Regions from separate parts of the Homo sapiens genome. Here region 2 is linked to region 1. A link is an interaction called in ENCODE POLR2A ChIA-PET data of the cell type or tissue named here. Cell type or tissue: OCI-LY7. All regions are shown on one strand. Each heading gives the region's core, and the rest is flanking DNA. Links, peaks and the distances in the headings are about the cores only. Region 1 overlaps VDAC1 (voltage dependent anion channel 1). Region 2 overlaps LOC105379182 (a long non-coding RNA gene).

Evidence for each region. Peaks named below come from ENCODE experiments on the same cell type or tissue, not always from the same donor. Only the 100,000 strongest peaks of a DNase experiment are listed, where the experiment ranks them.
Region 2: POLR2A ChIA-PET joins it to region 1 with 5 read pairs; 2 of 35 experiments call an interaction of 5 or more read pairs at or near these places.

Annotation. Positions count from the first base shown.
Region 1 is chr5:133,990,336-133,994,730 of GRCh38, forward strand. VDAC1 (voltage dependent anion channel 1) reads right to left here. Exons shown (of 9, transcript NM_003374.3): 2 at 2,611-2,683; 3 at 1,971-2,020; 4 at 667-819; 5 at 520-572. The coding sequence starts at 2,677. Among named protein-coding and RNA genes, the nearest start is that of VDAC1, 12 kb to the right of the region's middle. In OCI-LY7, for the core only: no CTCF peak of the experiment used is centred there; a DNase peak (open chromatin) is centred at 2,236; H3K27ac peaks cover 604 bases.
Region 2 is chr5:133,926,934-133,931,328 of GRCh38, forward strand. LOC105379182 (a long non-coding RNA gene) reads right to left here. Exons shown (of 5, transcript XR_948797.3): 4 at 1,867-2,004; 5 at 1-1,076. Among named protein-coding and RNA genes, the nearest start is that of WSPAR, 15 kb to the left of the region's middle. RefSeq lists enhancers at 1,758-1,807, 3,391-3,540 and a silencer at 3,761-3,840. In OCI-LY7, for the core only: no CTCF peak of the experiment used is centred there; DNase peaks (open chromatin) are centred at 265 and 1,878; H3K4me3 peaks cover 353 bases; H3K27ac peaks cover 2,868 bases.

The sequences.
Region 1 (4,395 bases), core at 194-4,193:
CCCTGCTTCCAAATGTCACCCACTCCCGTTTGGTCATAGCCACTTACATCACCAGCAGCCTAACTCACATGAAATGGCTATTACTGAACAGAAATCCTGCAACCTCCATGGCAGAAACTAGGAGAACACTAACAAAATGCAGAATCTTATTACAAAACACGGCTAAACACTGGTCTGAATCCTCTATTAGAAAGTGAGCTCCTTGGCGGGTAACAATCATGGCCTGGGCACCCTTAGATCTCCAGATGGGCACAGGGCCAAGCACAGGTGGCACTTAGAAATCGTTTGTTGGGTAAACACCAGTCCTGAATTAGGAAGTGCTCATTATAGCATAGTCTGTTAGTGCATAGATGTGGATACGACCCCTGGGACCAAATCAAAACCAGAGGACTTAAATCGCCAGGTCTCGGAGACCATATTTTAGGTGCTGTCAGCCCCCAAAACATTTTGTCACAAAGGGCTTCCACCACCTGCAACATCAGAGAACATCCTTGTGGAGAAAACAGATGAAACTCTTACCCAGTGTTAGGTGAGAAGGATGAATCGAAGGTCAGCTTCAGTCCACGTGCAAGCTGAACAGAAAAGAAATTTGCCACTAGATTTAGTCACAAGGCAGGCTGGCAGATGCGAATTAATAAATCCACATCTTTTCACAGCAGCCATTACCTGATCTTCCACAGTAATCTCGGTGCCTAGTGTATTGTCGGTATTCCATTTCTCTGTAAACGTCAGGCCGTACTCAGTCCATCTGTACTTGGTTTCCAGACTGCCCGTCACTTTGGTGGTCTCAGTGTTGGCTGAGCCTGAGCTTGTAAATTCCTTCAAAGGAGAGAGAAGAGTCACAGCCTGCACCATAGCACTCACTTGGCTTCACTTCACTCCTAAACACTATACTTGCCTTTCTGCAAGAGGCAAGACCCTGAATGTGGGGGGGCCAAGGCTAACTCTACAATTCAAATAGATATTTAAAGTACAGATGGGAGTAAAGGAGCCTGCTATGTAAAGAAATCTTATGGGGAATTTGTTGTCAGCAGACAGCTTCCTTCCTCCCTGTAACTCTTCAGTCTGGACAGGAAAGCATCTCCCTTCCATCCTGGCTCCAGGGCAGTACAGAGAAAAAGCACTGAGCTAAAGCTGACACAGCGGTAATTCAAACCCAAAACTTCTTTCTTCCAACAATTACTGCACACATAATTTCAAAGGGACTACTAAGATTACTTTAAAAACACTTATGTGGTTGAATGCAGGTGAATTTGAAAATAAGAAGCACAAGGAAAACTAAAACTGAGACCTGACCCATTCTCCTCTATTACCCGCTGCTGAACTGGGGGCCTACTGGCATGGTTCCCCTGGACCACCCATCATGCAGAAAATGGAATGAATGTGAAAACCACAAAAACTGCCAGAATAAAAAAAAAAAAGTACCTTCTTTTGGCTTTGCGGGCCAGGTCACGACAGTTATTTGTTGATCTACAACAAATTCCCACGTTCCATACAATGGTCACTATTTGGGTAATGGGTACACTAGAAGCCCAAACCTCACCATTACACAATACATCCATGTAACAAACCTGCACATGTACACCCTGAATCTAAAATCTTTTTTAAAAATAAAAATAAGCCAGGCGCAGTGGCTCATGCCTATAATTCCAGCACTTTGGGAGGCCAAGGTGGGCGGATCACCTGAAGTCGGGAGTTCAAGACCAGCCTGACCAACATGGAAAAACCCCGTCTCTATTAAAAATACAAAATTAGCCGAGCATGGTGGCGGGTGCCTGTAATCCCAGCTACTCGGTAGGCTGAGGTAGGAGAATCGCTTGAACCCAAGAAGTGGAGGTTGTGGTGAGCTGAGATCACGCCATTGTACTCCAGCCTGGGCGACAAGAGCAAAACTCCATCTCAAAAATAAATAAATAAAATAAAATAAAAATAAATAAATACTCATGTTCCATGTGGGTTGGACAACTTACCAATCCATTCTCAGATTTTGTTTTCAAATCAAGCTTTATTAAGCCAAATCCTAAAGAAAGAAGAAGACAACTGTCAATAGGTTAAATAACTAGAGAACAGCACCTCTGCCTCCCTCATGGTTGCTTCAGGATGCTTTTTTAAAAAGAAGCACACTCCTGCCACAGGGGCTGAGGGCACCCAGTCTCTGCTGCTGCTCGTGGGGGGAGCTCTCAGCTGCCATGGAACAGCAGCAGACAGAATGGGCACCCCCACCTGGGTCCCACCTGCACTCCCAGCAGGGTCTGATAAGAAGACACCTGACAGCTGGCAAAGACACAGTTACTGGGCCTCGTGGGCATGTGCCTAAGCACAGGCTAAATATAGAAGCCGCGCTCCACTGCAGCAGCTTCCACAGGGCTGCTCCACACTTGGAAAAGAAAACAAGAATACCCACTTGACAGCACCAATGCAGGAGCCTGTCCAACTGGGTGCACAACCAAAGTTGCTACAATTGCCACACAAATGAAAGCTTCTTTTTTCCCTCACGTGAAAGTTCAGAACAGCTGACCTACCCAGGTCTCCTAAACAGTTATCGGTAAAGTCTCAAACATGCCAACTCAGTCTGTGAGCTGAAAGGCACCCCCTCTCTGCAACACTCACCATAGCCCTTGGTGAAGACATCCCTGGCAGATTTGCCAAGATCGGCATACGTGGGTGGCACAGCCATCTTCTGCTATGATAAAAGAATCACCAGAATAAATGCATTGATAATTAGGGAAATTAGCTTTCCATCAATAACAATTATTAGATGTAATTAGCAACCAATAAAAATCACCTAGCACTAAGACTACCAGGTAGCTTATCCTCCCAGATGGGCCAAGAAGCCCTTGCTGTCTTGTCCTTCATTTTGTGGCCAGAGCTTGAGACACTCAATGAGTCTTTGTTGACAGATGATCAACAATTTAGACCTCTCCTCCTCAGCATCCCCAGGACTGAGCCCAGGCCCAGAACAGAGTAGGAGTCAGGAAATATTTGCTTAATGAATAAACTGTCAAAGACACATTCCCATGAGCCAGTGACTTTACTGAATTGTAGGACTGTTGCCAATAAAACATATCATCTTACAAAATGTCAGCTACTAGGACATTAAATGTACCGAATAGAAATCAGAGCTTTTCATGGGAACATCATTTTCCATGTGGCTCTGATTTCATTCATTCAACAAATATTTATGGAGTACCTACTATATGCCAGGATGGGCCCAACTTTTCACAAAACTTTTGGACTTTATGGGAACCCACTTCATATTTCTCATAGAGAATACAGTAAAACCAAACCAGTTTGGCAGCTCTTCACATGGAAAAAACCCAAATACATCCTCCAAATACATTAAACAAATATTTATTGAGCTCCAGTGTAACTTTATTTTTAAAACCAACCATCAAAGGACTACTTGGGATTGCTGCATATCACTAAGTCAATCAACAAACATTTATTAAGCACCTCGGTGTTCAAGGAAGGAGAGTAACTCAAATAGTCTTTGCCCTAAGGACCACACTGCATTCCTGGAAGGCTTTGCTTTGGCATGCTGTATATGCTGTGTACACAGGATTAATATCCTAATCTGGGACTGTACATGGTGTGCTCTGCCCAGGAGGAGAGGGGGTCATGCATGAGAAAGCCTCATCTCCTGCACCTTCTCCATCCCCAGAATCATTAGTCTCAACCAGAAGGACCATTCCATTCGTTTTAAAATACAGTATACCTAAATTATCAAAATTCATCTGCATATATACCATCTGAAGTTACATGTATATATATTCACACAAATAAACACATATATGACATGCTCCTGGCATGTCATATGACATGATATGCTTCCATATCATCAATGGAAGTTGCATTCTTGGCCAAAGCTTTAACTTCAAAGGCATTGCAGGAGGCCACAGACTCACTGAGTATGTTGTAAAAGAAACAGTATAAACTTCTACAATTTTAAATTGTGAAGTTGTGATCCAGGTCCTACTTTACTTTTTCCAGATGCTTTGTTAATTTTATCCCAGCTCACTTTTGTGTCAGAGCACAGACAGAAGAGCAGCGAGCTGTTTACTCTGTCCTATTTTTGTCGCTGCTGTGTTATTTCTTGCACATGATCAGGCTGAAACCATGGACAGGTCAGCCCACATTAGTATCAGGGTAGAGAGATGAGGGGGGAAGATCCATTTTACACTGCCCGCCACTGGCTCTTTCCAGTCTGGGGGCTCCCCTCTCCCCACTTGTTCCTCCCTCCCAAACTAACCCTGTAGGTGCATCCCCCCGGGATAGACCAGGAAACCACCCACCAGAACCTCAAGAAATACCCTTTACCTGACACCTTCCTAGGAGAACAACTCTGGATTGAAAGCTGAGGCAATGTAACCCCAGGCAGACACAGAACATAACAGT
Region 2 (4,395 bases), core at 183-4,182, 63 kb before region 1:
TTGTAGCAAATACACGATGGGGAGACAGCAATGTGACATAACAGCCAAGTCAGTTCTGTAGAAGATGCTTCCTGGTGTTTGGGGGGCTTCAGAGAGCTGTGTTAGCCACCTGTCAGGAATAGTGAGGGAACCAGATGGAGCTCTTTGGAGAGGCATCAAACAAGTTTGAGATAAATCTGCCTGGAAGGGGTAATGTAATCAGGCTCAGGGAGCTGCGGGTCGGGGTAGGCAGCGCTGTTCAGGAGAAGCAAATAATTAACCACAGACTGTTCCACTCAGCTCCAGGAGGGCAGCTGCCAGCTATGGGAGTTGGCTCCTTCCCCCAGAACGCCCATCCTGCTAGCGACACCCCAGGCACCCACCCCTCTAGAGCCCAGCCATCCTTCCCAAGAGGACCAGCCAGCACAAGAGCCCAGGAGGGTTTTGTTGCCAGGCCTGAGTCTTTAGCAGTGAGGTTTCAGCCCTAGGCCCTTCTCCCCTCCATGCCATCGTCTGAAAATGGTGAATGAGGGTCTTCCTTGTAAGGAAGATACCAAGGAATTGGATGGCATCCAAATTTCCCACTGCAGGATGTTTACTACTAGAAAGGAAAGAAGGAGGGAGAAAGGGAGGGAAGGGGGCGGCCTCCTAAAGTTCAAAACCAGAGGAAAACACAGGACTCGATGAAGTTAAATGGGCCCCCTTCCTGTAGGACTTAGAGATCCTGATAGATGTGTGTGGATCTATCAGGATCCTGATAGATCCTTCCCCTACATCCTCTGTGGGAGGAACAAAAGTTTGCAGATTTTTCACAAAGGATCTTGAGGACCTAGAGTCTTAGGATACATTTTGGAAAATGCTGGATCAGCCGGTTTTCTTTTTCAATGCCATGATTCAAATATAAATTAATAAATACCACTTTTACAGTCCACACTGATCCAGGGCATGGGACATGGACTCCAGGCAGGACAGCAGGGTTCCTGGCCCAGTGCTGTGTCACTATGAGCAAGTTATTTCACTCCACGCAGGCTCCGTTTCCCATCAGTGACACGGTGATCATAACGCCGACTCCAGCACTTTATACCTGTAAAGGTATTCTGGAGAAATTACAGGCACAGGCACTGTGAATATGTGGTTTGGATTCTTCTTCACTTTCAAGGAAAAAAGTGTGTGCCCTCCCTCTCTGTCTCCTTCCACGTGGATTTGAGATTACAGTCAGCACGTGTCTCCGCAAAGCAGCAATCTTTTTCAGATTAATTGATTCGATAAATATTTTCTGAGCACCCACTATGCGCCAAGCACATTCTACGCACTGAGGACACAGCAGTGAACAAAAGGAACAAAATCCCTGTCCTCCTGGGGCTGTGAGCAGACATAATAAACAACCATTTGCATAAAAAATGGACATCGGGGGCCAGGCGTGGTGGCTCATGCTTGTAATCCCAGCACCTTGAGAGGCCGAGGTGGGTGGATCACCTGAGGTCAGGAGTTCAAGACCAGCCTGTCCAACATAGTGAAACCTCATCTCTACTAAAAATACAAAAAATTAGCTGGGCATGGTGGCACGTGCCTGTAATCCCAGCGACTCGGGAGGCTGAGGTGGGAAAAGCTTGAACCCAGGAGGCAGAGTTGCAGTGAGCTGAGATCATGCCACTGCACTCCAGCCTGGGTGACAGAGTGAGACCCTGTCTCAAAAAAAAAAAGGGGGAGGGGGCGGGAATCAACAGCAATAAGATCTGAGCCCTGAAGGGGACTGAAGGATTTTTAAATAATGACAAATAAGAGAAAGGAGGGGAGGATTCAGGCTTCCACTCTGAACCGGGTCACTCAGGTTGCTGTCTGGCTTTGGGGAAGGGGAAGTTCAGCTCCCCGCAAATAAGCTTTTACCCTTGCTCCGGCCTATGCTGGATGAGGCTTTGATGGTGGCAGCTGTGGGTCCCCATGGACCCAGCCGGGTTTCTTCTCCATCAATACAGATGCTGGGGCGCTCCTCCCTCAGCCAGCTGCTCCCTATCTCCAAATTCACTTTGTGAATGAGAGAAAAAGGAAAGAATGTGAGAATCAGGTACTTTCCCCATTCAACTCTGACTCTCTGATTAACTATTTTTATCTTCCAGTTAAAATAGAGAAATAGGGGGTGGTAGAGAGTGATATAGAGTCCCTTGTGCTGATAAACAGACTTAAAATTCTAGTCAGAAACTTTTTAAGATGATTTAAAGGAAATCACTTTCTACTTTCTGGCTTGGACGTACAAAGTCCAATCTCAGTTTTGATCCCATAACACACAGAAACTTCTCAGCCAGACCAGTCCTCACACAGAGGATATGCACTGTCGGGCCCACACAGGCCCCAGAGCCTGACCAAACTGGGGAGGCCCCAGGGACAGACCATTGAGAAGGCCAAGATCACAGACTTAAGGGCCAAGCTTCGAATATGTTTCCTTCTACTTGGACTTTTGGATTGAAAATCCTGTCCTAACCCTTCCTTCCTCTTTTGAGGACATCGTTCCAGCCTCTAGGAATGGAATCTAGTGCCTCCGGGTGGGCCAAGCCCTCCAATTCACCCCCTATATTAGTGTTCATAACCTGGGTGGCTTTAAACAAAAGAAAGGTATTCTCTCAGTTCTGGAGGCCAAGTCCAAAATCACAGTATCTGCAGAACCATGTTCCCTCTGAAGGCTCCAGGTAGAATCAATTCCCTGCGTCTCCTCGCTTCTGGATCTCACCAATCTCCACCTCCATTGTCACATGGCCTTCTTATAAGGACACCAGCCGTTGATTTAGGGCCCACCCTAATCCAGTGTTACCTTATTTTAACAAACCTCATCTGTAAAGACCCTATTTTCAAATAAAGTCACATTCTGAAATAATGGGGCTAAGACTGTAACATGTCTTTTGGATGGCACAGGTCAACCCACGACAGTCCCCATACTGCCTCCAGTATGGGTACACATTCTCCAGCATCATCACAGTCTTACTCTGCTTTTTCCTCATCAGCACCTTAGACTTTGGCTGGAAGAACATTCTGGAAAGACAGGCTCAGGAGCTTTGCAGGCTCCTGGAACTGGGAAGAGTCCAGCGTATGTGGCAACTGGGCATTTGCATGTGTCACCCACAGTCTGGATCTCTCTCCTCAGCACATCCGTGGGTCCCCACTCCGCTGAGAGACCGTGGGAGGCGTTCTGGAAGCACTACACGGTGCCTCCTCTCTTCTGAGGTAGCTCAGGCAGGGCCTTGGGCCTGTAAAGCTCTGCTGGCCACATTGGCCTCCTTACCAAGAGAAATGTTTCCAGTGGCTCTGAGCCCAGCAGTGAGTCACAGCAGGGTCCCCCACCAGCAAATGTGCTGTTCCAGCTCCAATGACATTTTGAAGCTCCCTTCTCAAAGTTTCAGATGTGGTGGATGGAGGTGGACAGGAGCTTTGAGCCAAGCGAATGCAGAGGAAGTGTCAGGCTCAACAGTCCTGAATTGGAAGTGTTCAGACACCCACCCGGAAGATGGGGTGTGGAAAACCCAAGCAGCAGAGAAAGTGAAAACGCGAACGGGCATGTGGGAGTCAGCTAGTGACGATATGATTTACGTTTGTGTCAGAGCCGCCGTCCCTGCACTGCGGTGGGTGGTTTGCTTTTGTTTGTTTTAAGTTCCAGCATTGCCACTGACTATGGGATCTTGGGCAAGTAGTTAGCCTCTATCTGTGCCTCAGTTCCCTTGTCTGTCAACCAGGGGCAGAAATACTGTCACCTTAAAGGGTTGTGGGGAAGACTTGAACCCTTCAGGCAGGTAATTCAGGCAGGTAAAGAGAAGGTTAGCTCTAATCTGGCGCACACTACACCCTCGCTAAAGGGACAAGAGCTCTGAAAATGGGTGTTTGTGTCTAACTTTGGAGCTCTGGGTTGGGACACCTCCTTATACCCAAGCTGGGTCTTTGCACAGTGACTCGTGACAAATCACGTTATCAGAGACATACATAAAGACCAATATGCAAGGACGTTTCCAGCAGCATTACTAATAATAGCAAAAAAAAAAAAAAAAAAAAAAAACTGGAAACAACCCAAATAGCCCAAAAAAGGGGAAATGTATGATAGCAGATCCATGCAGGAGAATATTGTGCAGCTATTAAACAAAAGGCAGCAAACAGAACTCTCTCTACAGTGGAACCCTCATCCTGTAAACTGCATATATTCATCACTAAACAGGCAAAATCATGACTGGAGGGAAAGAGACCCGAATGGCAATAGTGCTTCCTCCTGGGTGGTGGGGTTCTGGGTAAGTCTGGTCGTCTTTGCATTCTTCCATATTTTCTAAATTTTCTAAGACGAATTGCTTTTATAGTTAGGGGGAAAAATGAGTAGGTGGTGTTTCATGAGCCACTTTCCAAGGCTGATGAGAAAGCCAGCATTGGTCAGGTTTTAGTGAG